Regions from separate parts of the Homo sapiens genome. Here all the other regions are linked to region 3. A link is a loop called in an ENCODE intact Hi-C map of the cell type or tissue named here. Cell type or tissue: PC-3. All regions are shown on one strand.

Region 1 (2,500 bases), 70 kb before region 3:
GGGGGACTGTTGGGAAGGCGTGATTGGTTTTAAAATGTGAGGACATGAGATTTGGAGGGGCCAGGGACTAAATGATATGGTTTGACTGTGTCCCCATCCAAATCTCAACTCAAATTTTATCTCCCAGAATTCCCACATGTTGTGGGAGGGACCCAGGGAGAGGCAATTGAATCATGGAGGCCAGTCTTTCCTGTGCTATTCTCGTGATAGTGAATAAGTCTCACAAGATCTGATGGATTTATCAGGGGTTTCCGCTTTTGCTTCTTCCTCATTTTCTCTTGCTGCCGCCATGTAAGAAGTGCCTTTCACCTCCTGCCATGATTATGAGGCCTCCCAAGCTATGTGGAACTGTAAGTTCAATTAAACTTTTTTTTCTTTTTCTTCCCAATCTCAGGTATGTCTTTATCAGCCGTGCAAAAACAGACTAATACACCTGGCGTGTCCTGCTGGGGCCACCTCTCTGTCTTCTAGGTCTGACCTGATCCAACTTATCTTTCAGGTCTACATTTCTGTGGAAAACAGTTTCTAATTCTTCTAGGACTCAGTGACGTCTACTTCCATGTTGTCCAAACAGCATCACTTATGGTAGTTTTCATGCCACCTCGTAATTGCTTGTGAGTTGTTTCCCTTAGTGGACTGTGGGACCATGGAGGGCAAGAACTGGGTCTTCTGCTCCACAGTAACCCTGCAATGTGGTGCCAAGCCCAGCACCCACCAGGCCTGTGAAGAAAATTCGTTCAGTCAATGAGTGGATGAATGAATCTATTGACTGGAGGGGGAAAAGGCCACTGGATGAAGGATTTCAAAGGGCAAATTTATTAAAATTAATTCCACTACACTTATCTTCTTTGGTTTAATGTGCAGGCTGGTCTCTAAAATAAGATTGTCATATTTTTCTTATCTCTGCAGAGACAGTCTTTGTAGGTTGATTCAGAACTCACTTGCCCAGAACATTCCACTATTATTGAGTCTGATTTACAGATTACGTGCATTGGTATGCATATCAGGTGCTTGAAGACACTGAGGCCTCCTGGATATGCTTATGAGATGAAAGGAAATGGGAAGAGATTATATGTATTGAGGATTCTAGCTGCAGGCACAGTCAGGAGAACTGCATATGCCAAGGATCTGATTTGCCTTATTTCCCCCCCATGATAGCTCTGGGGGAGTGACGAGAGCAGAAAACTAACAAGAGTTAGAAGGCCTGATCTTTGCTGACACATTTGATACTCACTTGTTCTGTGGTTTTGAGCAGTTTTTTAATCTTTGACTTTCCATGTACAAATGTTTATGAGAAGAGTCATTTAATGTGATGACATCTTTCATGAGAGTCAGCAATGCCTTCTGGATTCATTTTTATTTCTCAATCACCACTATTTGATCATAAAACAGGAGTTATATAAATATAACAAGATAATATTTTAAAGTAAACATTAAATTTAATTACCTGCATGTTCTTAATATTAGCAGATAATTGTGGATTAAGACGTAGATGACATTTGCCTTGAGGTTAGGTCATATTCCTATTTTTAGATTACCTCAGTAAAAGGGGGGTTTCAGCTACTATAGTGTAGCATAAAACATACTCCTTTAACTGTGGATTTGGGTGAATTGGGGTTAGACTACAAGGTAGATGAAAATCTTGCTCTGGACTGAGATTGGGCACCATTGCTGATATCATATGAGCCTCTGCTTTTCGTAATCAAAGTGCTGACATAATTTTTCTGAGTTATTACAGGAAATTGTTGAAAATTCTATATCTCTACCATGTTTTGTGCTTCAACTTTCCTGCTACTATTTTTTTAACAAGCAGAAATACTATGCTAACCAATGGAAACAACTAATATATCGTCCAGAAAGTAATTTAGTTACTAGAATAAACTGTTCTTAGAATTTCTGCTGTTATTATGTAACTATTTAATAATTTTCAATCTAACATGGTTTTATGTTGGAGCTGGTCTAAATATTGTAATATTTAAAAAATTGGTAAGTAATCCACCTTTCATTTATGAGACAATCTAAAAATAGGTTTGTCTTCTTTTAAAATAATTCTGATGAAGTCACAGCCAGAAGCTAAATTTGGTAGTGGTCAAATTCATCATGTGCTGCCTAAAGGATGATACTAATCCAAAAATTAAATATCTGATGTTAAACTGTTATGGAAATATGAAGCACTTACAAAGAGTACCTTAAATAATAAAAAGTCAGAGAATGAAGTTAAAGGCTAAAGAATGAGTTTCAGCTTTCACTGGTGCCTTTGACTTGGGTTTAATAAGGCAGAAATTATTGGCCATTGGGTAAATAATATTGTAGCTACTTTTCTTTATTAAAAATCATGTCCTGTGAACATGAACTAATTACTTTACTAAATCAAGGAAATTTCTAATGTCTTAAATCCTAACATTTCACCATGCTATTCTTTGAGAATTCCATGACTTGGGAATGCATTTCAGGCCAATGAACCCAGAAAAGAACAAGTTCGACCTGTGTTACTAAATGG
Region 2 (2,500 bases), 57 kb before region 3:
CCAGTTACTTGGATAAATGTTGGCTGTACTTTTGAAAACACTCAGGCAGAAGGACCAGGCTTGCAGTCATTTCCATGCATAGCAGGTGAAGGTAGGTGCAACATACAGCTCAACCTCATGATGCTACGGCCAGAAACTGAAATGTGTTTTTGCCCCTGTGTGGCATGTTCTGATGGCAAAGGTGTAGGCAACCAACTGGGCCCAACCTACCTTTCCCTACACCTGGTCACTTTTCAAAGTGCAAACCCACTTTAACAAACTCTAGCCTGTATTATAGGAGGAAGGATCTGGGTGGTGCAGACGTGGCTTTCCATTGCCAGATCAGAAGGGTGGAGGAGAGGCTGGCAGGATGACAAGAATGAATGAACACACCAAGTTTCAGCTCCTATCTGAAGCTGCTCAGTTCAGGTAAGCATTTAGAGAAGCCAGTTGCAATAACTAACAGGGCAAATGTTTCTCTGGAAAATTCCAAGCCAGAGAAAATTGAGAAAAAGAGGGAAGGATGGAAAGCAGTACAAAGAGAAGCCAGCTCAAAAGGTTAGAGGTCCAGATGAAAATCTGAGATTGGAGAATGATAAAAAACATTGTGTGAGATTCTATTTTAGGTCATTATGCTAGGGAAATTTACACAGGATAGGGTTGAAAGAAATTAGGCTATAAGATGAGTGGCAAGTTGCAATAAAATGGCACCCTAAACTCACCAAGTCACTGTTGTCACTGCTATCTTGCCTTAGTTGATTTGATGTCTAGTTAGTCTATTTGTGTGTTTCTCACAGAAGAGTATGTTTTGACCCAGGCTGACAGATACTGTTGATTCTGAAATTTGTTTTTATGGTTATGTTAAAACCATTGTCATTATAAGAAACAGAGATGGGAATATTGCCTCCTGAAATCTGATTCACATACAAACTGAATGAACTACATAACAACCACCTTAGTCAGATACTATTTTGAAACCTGGTTCAAAACCTAAATGCTTATAAGATTCTTGAGAGACAGTGCTGTGCTCTGAGTCATAGGGAAGCCATCCCAGAAGCCAGGTCTACTCATCAATAAGCAGCTGCCTGTGCAGAGTGCAGGCTGCACCTTTGGACAGCCTTTAAAACTGAATTCTCAGAATTTTAGAACAAATTTTTGTCTAGAAATGCTGACTTTGGTTCATTAGGTAGTGGTAAAACAGGCTCCCTTCGAAGCTCTCCTTCATCACCTTCCTAAGTGCATGGGGGAAAATACCTAGGGCTCAACAGTCTTGAGAAGTGTGGAAACATTTTCTTTGTGAGTGAGAACAGATCACCTAGAGAAAGGAGACCAGATTCCCATCACTGCTTCTGGGTATCAGATGCTAGCGTGAGTACACTGTTGATTTGCTTATCCAATTATTGATTTACATTATTGCTCTTATCTTCTGTTGTAGGCAAGAGGTAAGTTCACTAACGAATCTCAAGGAAGATGTAAATGGCCAATGATCATGCTCAGAGGCCTGAAATCTCTCCAGGTCGCCTCCTTGGAGGGATGCTTTTCTGGTGGGGCAGCTTTTATCACCATACACAAATGTGCTTGGGTTTGGATTCTGCTGGAGAGAACACTGTGACCCGTGGTCTCTTCCTTGGGCCATGTCAGTCAGTCTTGGACTTATTTTGCATCCTATTCTTTACCTCACTGATGCCTGTGTATCCTTGGCTTGGTGTCCCAGCCCATTGTCCATCAAAACCTGCTATCAGGAATAGATCAATTATCAGTTATACACAATGCGCCATGACCCTATCCCAGAGGCATTAGGTCATTTGGCTTCATGTTTTTTTTGTTGTTGCTGTTGAGTTTTAAAATAATGAAATATAATGTAGCTACATAAAGATGAATTCAATAGATGCATACAATTTAATAATAGAACATCACCAGAACCTCTAAAACCTCCCTCCCCATTCTTTCACCAACAAAACCTCCCCACCCACTAGGGGTAACTAAAGCAGTTATATCCGTGGCTTAGTCTATCCACCCATGTAAGCATCCATTAAAAAACAGTTTTGTCTGGTTTGATCTTTTCATGAAGGGCATCTTACTGTGTGTATTCTTTCGTGCCTGATTTATTTGCCTTCTAAACCTTACTTCTATCAGTGGCGTGGGAGCTGATGGCTACTGCTGTGGTGATTTCAGACAGTCTTGAGAAGATGAGGGTAGAGTTTTGTGGTCAGAAACCTTCTTGTGTGCCTTAAGATAGTGCGAATTGAAAGACCATGTCCTGGTATGAAGCATAGTTTTTGGGTATACTAGATAAACCAAGGTCTGTGAGAAGCTCTGGTAGACAAAGGGAAGAAGTGGGTCCCAATGGACGTCTAACAAGGACTGGGGGGTTTAAATCATTAAGACTATGATAATTTTATCCACAGTTGATCTATAAAGTGTACTATGATATACTTTTCACAATGTAAGCTTTCTCTGGAGTTAATAATTATCAAATTTGCTCATTTTTTGGATATTTATTTGGTTTCTAAGTTCCTAT
Region 3 (2,500 bases):
ATTGGCATCTCCTTCGGACCTGTTGCCAACCAACTGAATCTATTTCCATCAACACTCAAGGCTGCAACATGCAGATGCAATGCTCATCTTTGCTCCTTTCTTGCTTCTCTGACACTTTCCTGAGTCTCATGTAGCCCCAGCTGTGCCACATTGTGTGTTCTTGCATTGGGAAGTGGTGATCTAGACCAACCTCACCATTCCTCAGCAGCTTTCTTTAAATCCCTGCCTTCCTTTCATTTATTCCGCTTTTTGTGCTTCTCCTGGGTTCTGCATTGCTCACACCTGTTTCTCTCCTGCTGGGAACATCTCATTCTCCCCTCCACCCTGTCTCCATCTTTGGTGGCAAGATCCTCGCTGATCCTGCGAGGCAGGCTGGGCCGGCACTGCTAGCTCATTTGGCAGAGAAAGAAACCTGCAGACCTGGCAACTCTATGATTTGCTCAAGTTTTCATAGCAAGTTAGTGTCTGTGACATCTTAGAGGCCTGTTTCTGGCTTCTCAGCCCACTCTAGACTTGGTGTTAAAACATCTGCCCAGAGTCACTAAGACCATGGCTGAAAAATCAAAATCTCAGCTCTTATATGTAAATAAACACATTTATATATGAGCAAATAAACAAATGTAGAAATAATATCATCGCTAGATGCTATGAAAATAAAAGATGGACATGGGATAGTGACAGGGTTGGAAAGCATCTATTTTACACAGGACGATCAGGGAAAACCTCTTTTACAAAGTGATATTTGAGTTATTATTGGTAATTAATGATTATTAATGTTAGATTATTACTATTGAAGGCTTCTTTCCCATGGTTATTATAGGAACACTAAATTTGTTGGTGGCAGAATTGGAATCTGAGCACAATTTTGCCACAAACTCATACTACCTACATAATTATATTCTCAACACTCTGGGTGTACTTAAATATCCTTGGGTTGAGTCATGAAAATGGAACACTTTAGAGCAATGTTAAGATCTCTGAAAAGTAGGTAAATCCTCAAGTGTGAGTACAGTTTGATACAATGATCCTAAAGGGGGAAGATTAGGGCAGGGAGATGAGTATAGATCTTTATGACCAACTAATTTTTTCCTGTTAGAATGCCTAACATTGATTCACCACTCTAAATGAAAACAGTCATCCCTGGTTTCTGAAATGAGTATGAGTTGCAGGTGGTTACTCACTGGTATATGGTTAATGTAAATTCCATGCAAATAGTTTTTTTTTTTTTTGCTTGATGCTGCATTGGTTAATGTCTAAATGCCTATCTCCCAATAAATTCCATCCCCAAAAGAGTCTAAATGAGTCACTGCAAACATGAACCTCCTTCCACTAAGGACAAACGGAATGAAGAAAAGCCAGAAAAGACAGTATGTGAAGAGTGGACGAGAAATAGGGCAATCTCTTTCCCAAGTGGCTGGCACCACAGGCATGCCACCATACCTGGATATTTTTGTATTTTTTCGTAGAGACGGGGATTTGCCATGTTACCCAGACAGGTCTCAAACCCCTGGGCTCAAGTGATCCTCTGGCCTCAGCCTCCCAAAGTGCTTGGATTACAGGCATGAGCGACCACTCTCGGTCTAAACTGTGCTTCTCAGCAGTGTTTTTCTTTCCACTGTCTCATGTAGGTATCCCTCCCATTTTTCCTTGGTTCAGTTTCCAAGGGTTAAAATTATAGCATACTAATAATTGCATTTATTTAAAAATTAAGATCAACACAATTTCTTAGGCAGTTTACAACTTACTCAGAACCTCATTTATAGGTTGTCAAAATTTAGAATGGCTTTTCCAATAAAACAATACTATTGTGTGATTAGATTACCAAGTTGGTTCACAAAAGCTTGTTTACCTAAGCTAGCCCTCACCGGGTGTATGGTGTCTACCAGGCACTCTGCAAAGGTCACACAAATGACCCGATTTAATTCTCACCCAAATCCTGAGAGGCACTAACTTTTTTTCATTTCAAAGCTAGGAAACGGAGACTTAGGTTTATAATGTAACACACAAGTAGAAAGGGTCAGACTGAATTTTCAAACTCAGAAGTTTGGATAAAAGACCTCCACTCTTAACCACAATCCTGCCCTGTTCTATTCACCAATTCCCCCATCTTCATTTTGAGGCCCAGAGCCAGGGCTCCTATAGCAGAAGATGAAACAGAAAAAAAAGGCAGGGGAGTGGTTGCCCTTGTTTTCCTTGTATAAGACTGGACACGATTTACAAATACATTTGTGAAACATTGTCAAGTTTACAAAGAAGTTCCATACTTGAAATCACTTAGGGGGCAAAATGTGTTTTTATTTTATGCTCATTCTTTTTTTGCTTTTGCTCCTCTCCTCTTCTCAATTCCTACCTTCTTATCATCCAGCTCTGTTTACCCTTTGCCTCCAGGTACTCGTGGTTCCTCTCAGGGGATCCCACTGAAAACATGATGGGAAAAGCGCTGGATTTAGTGTCTGCAGATCCAAGTTGAAATCCTGAATCGGTGCATTTAGTAATTGAC

The links. Hi-C counts contacts between places; a loop is a spot of excess contacts. Peaks named below come from ENCODE experiments on the same cell type or tissue, not always from the same donor. Only the 100,000 strongest peaks of a DNase experiment are listed, where the experiment ranks them.
Region 1: it touches region 3 in a loop (7-fold over the local background); 4 of 110 quality-filtered maps call a loop at or near these places.
Region 2: a loop joins it to region 3, with 4 times the contacts of the local background. A loop is called at or near these places in 4 of 110 quality-filtered maps.

The regions. Positions count from the first base shown.
Region 1 is chr18:63,761,470-63,763,969 of GRCh38, forward strand. It overlaps a transcript of SERPINB7 not described here. Among named protein-coding and RNA genes, the nearest start is that of SERPINB7, 13 kb to the right of the region's middle. In PC-3, no CTCF peak of the experiment used is centred here; a DNase peak (open chromatin) is centred at 1,202; H3K27ac peaks cover 2,367 bases.
Region 2 is chr18:63,774,370-63,776,869 of GRCh38, forward strand. It overlaps SERPINB7 (serpin family B member 7), which reads left to right and starts at 1,049. Exons shown (of 8, transcript NM_003784.4): 1 at 1,049-1,347. In PC-3, no CTCF peak of the experiment used is centred here; a DNase peak (open chromatin) is centred at 992; H3K4me3 peaks cover 1,959 bases; H3K27ac peaks cover 2,500 bases.
Region 3 is chr18:63,831,513-63,834,012 of GRCh38, forward strand. No RefSeq gene overlaps it. Among named protein-coding and RNA genes, the nearest start is that of SERPINB2, 55 kb to the right of the region's middle. In PC-3, no CTCF peak of the experiment used is centred here; a DNase peak (open chromatin) is centred at 1,209; H3K4me3 peaks cover 347 bases; H3K27ac peaks cover 2,500 bases.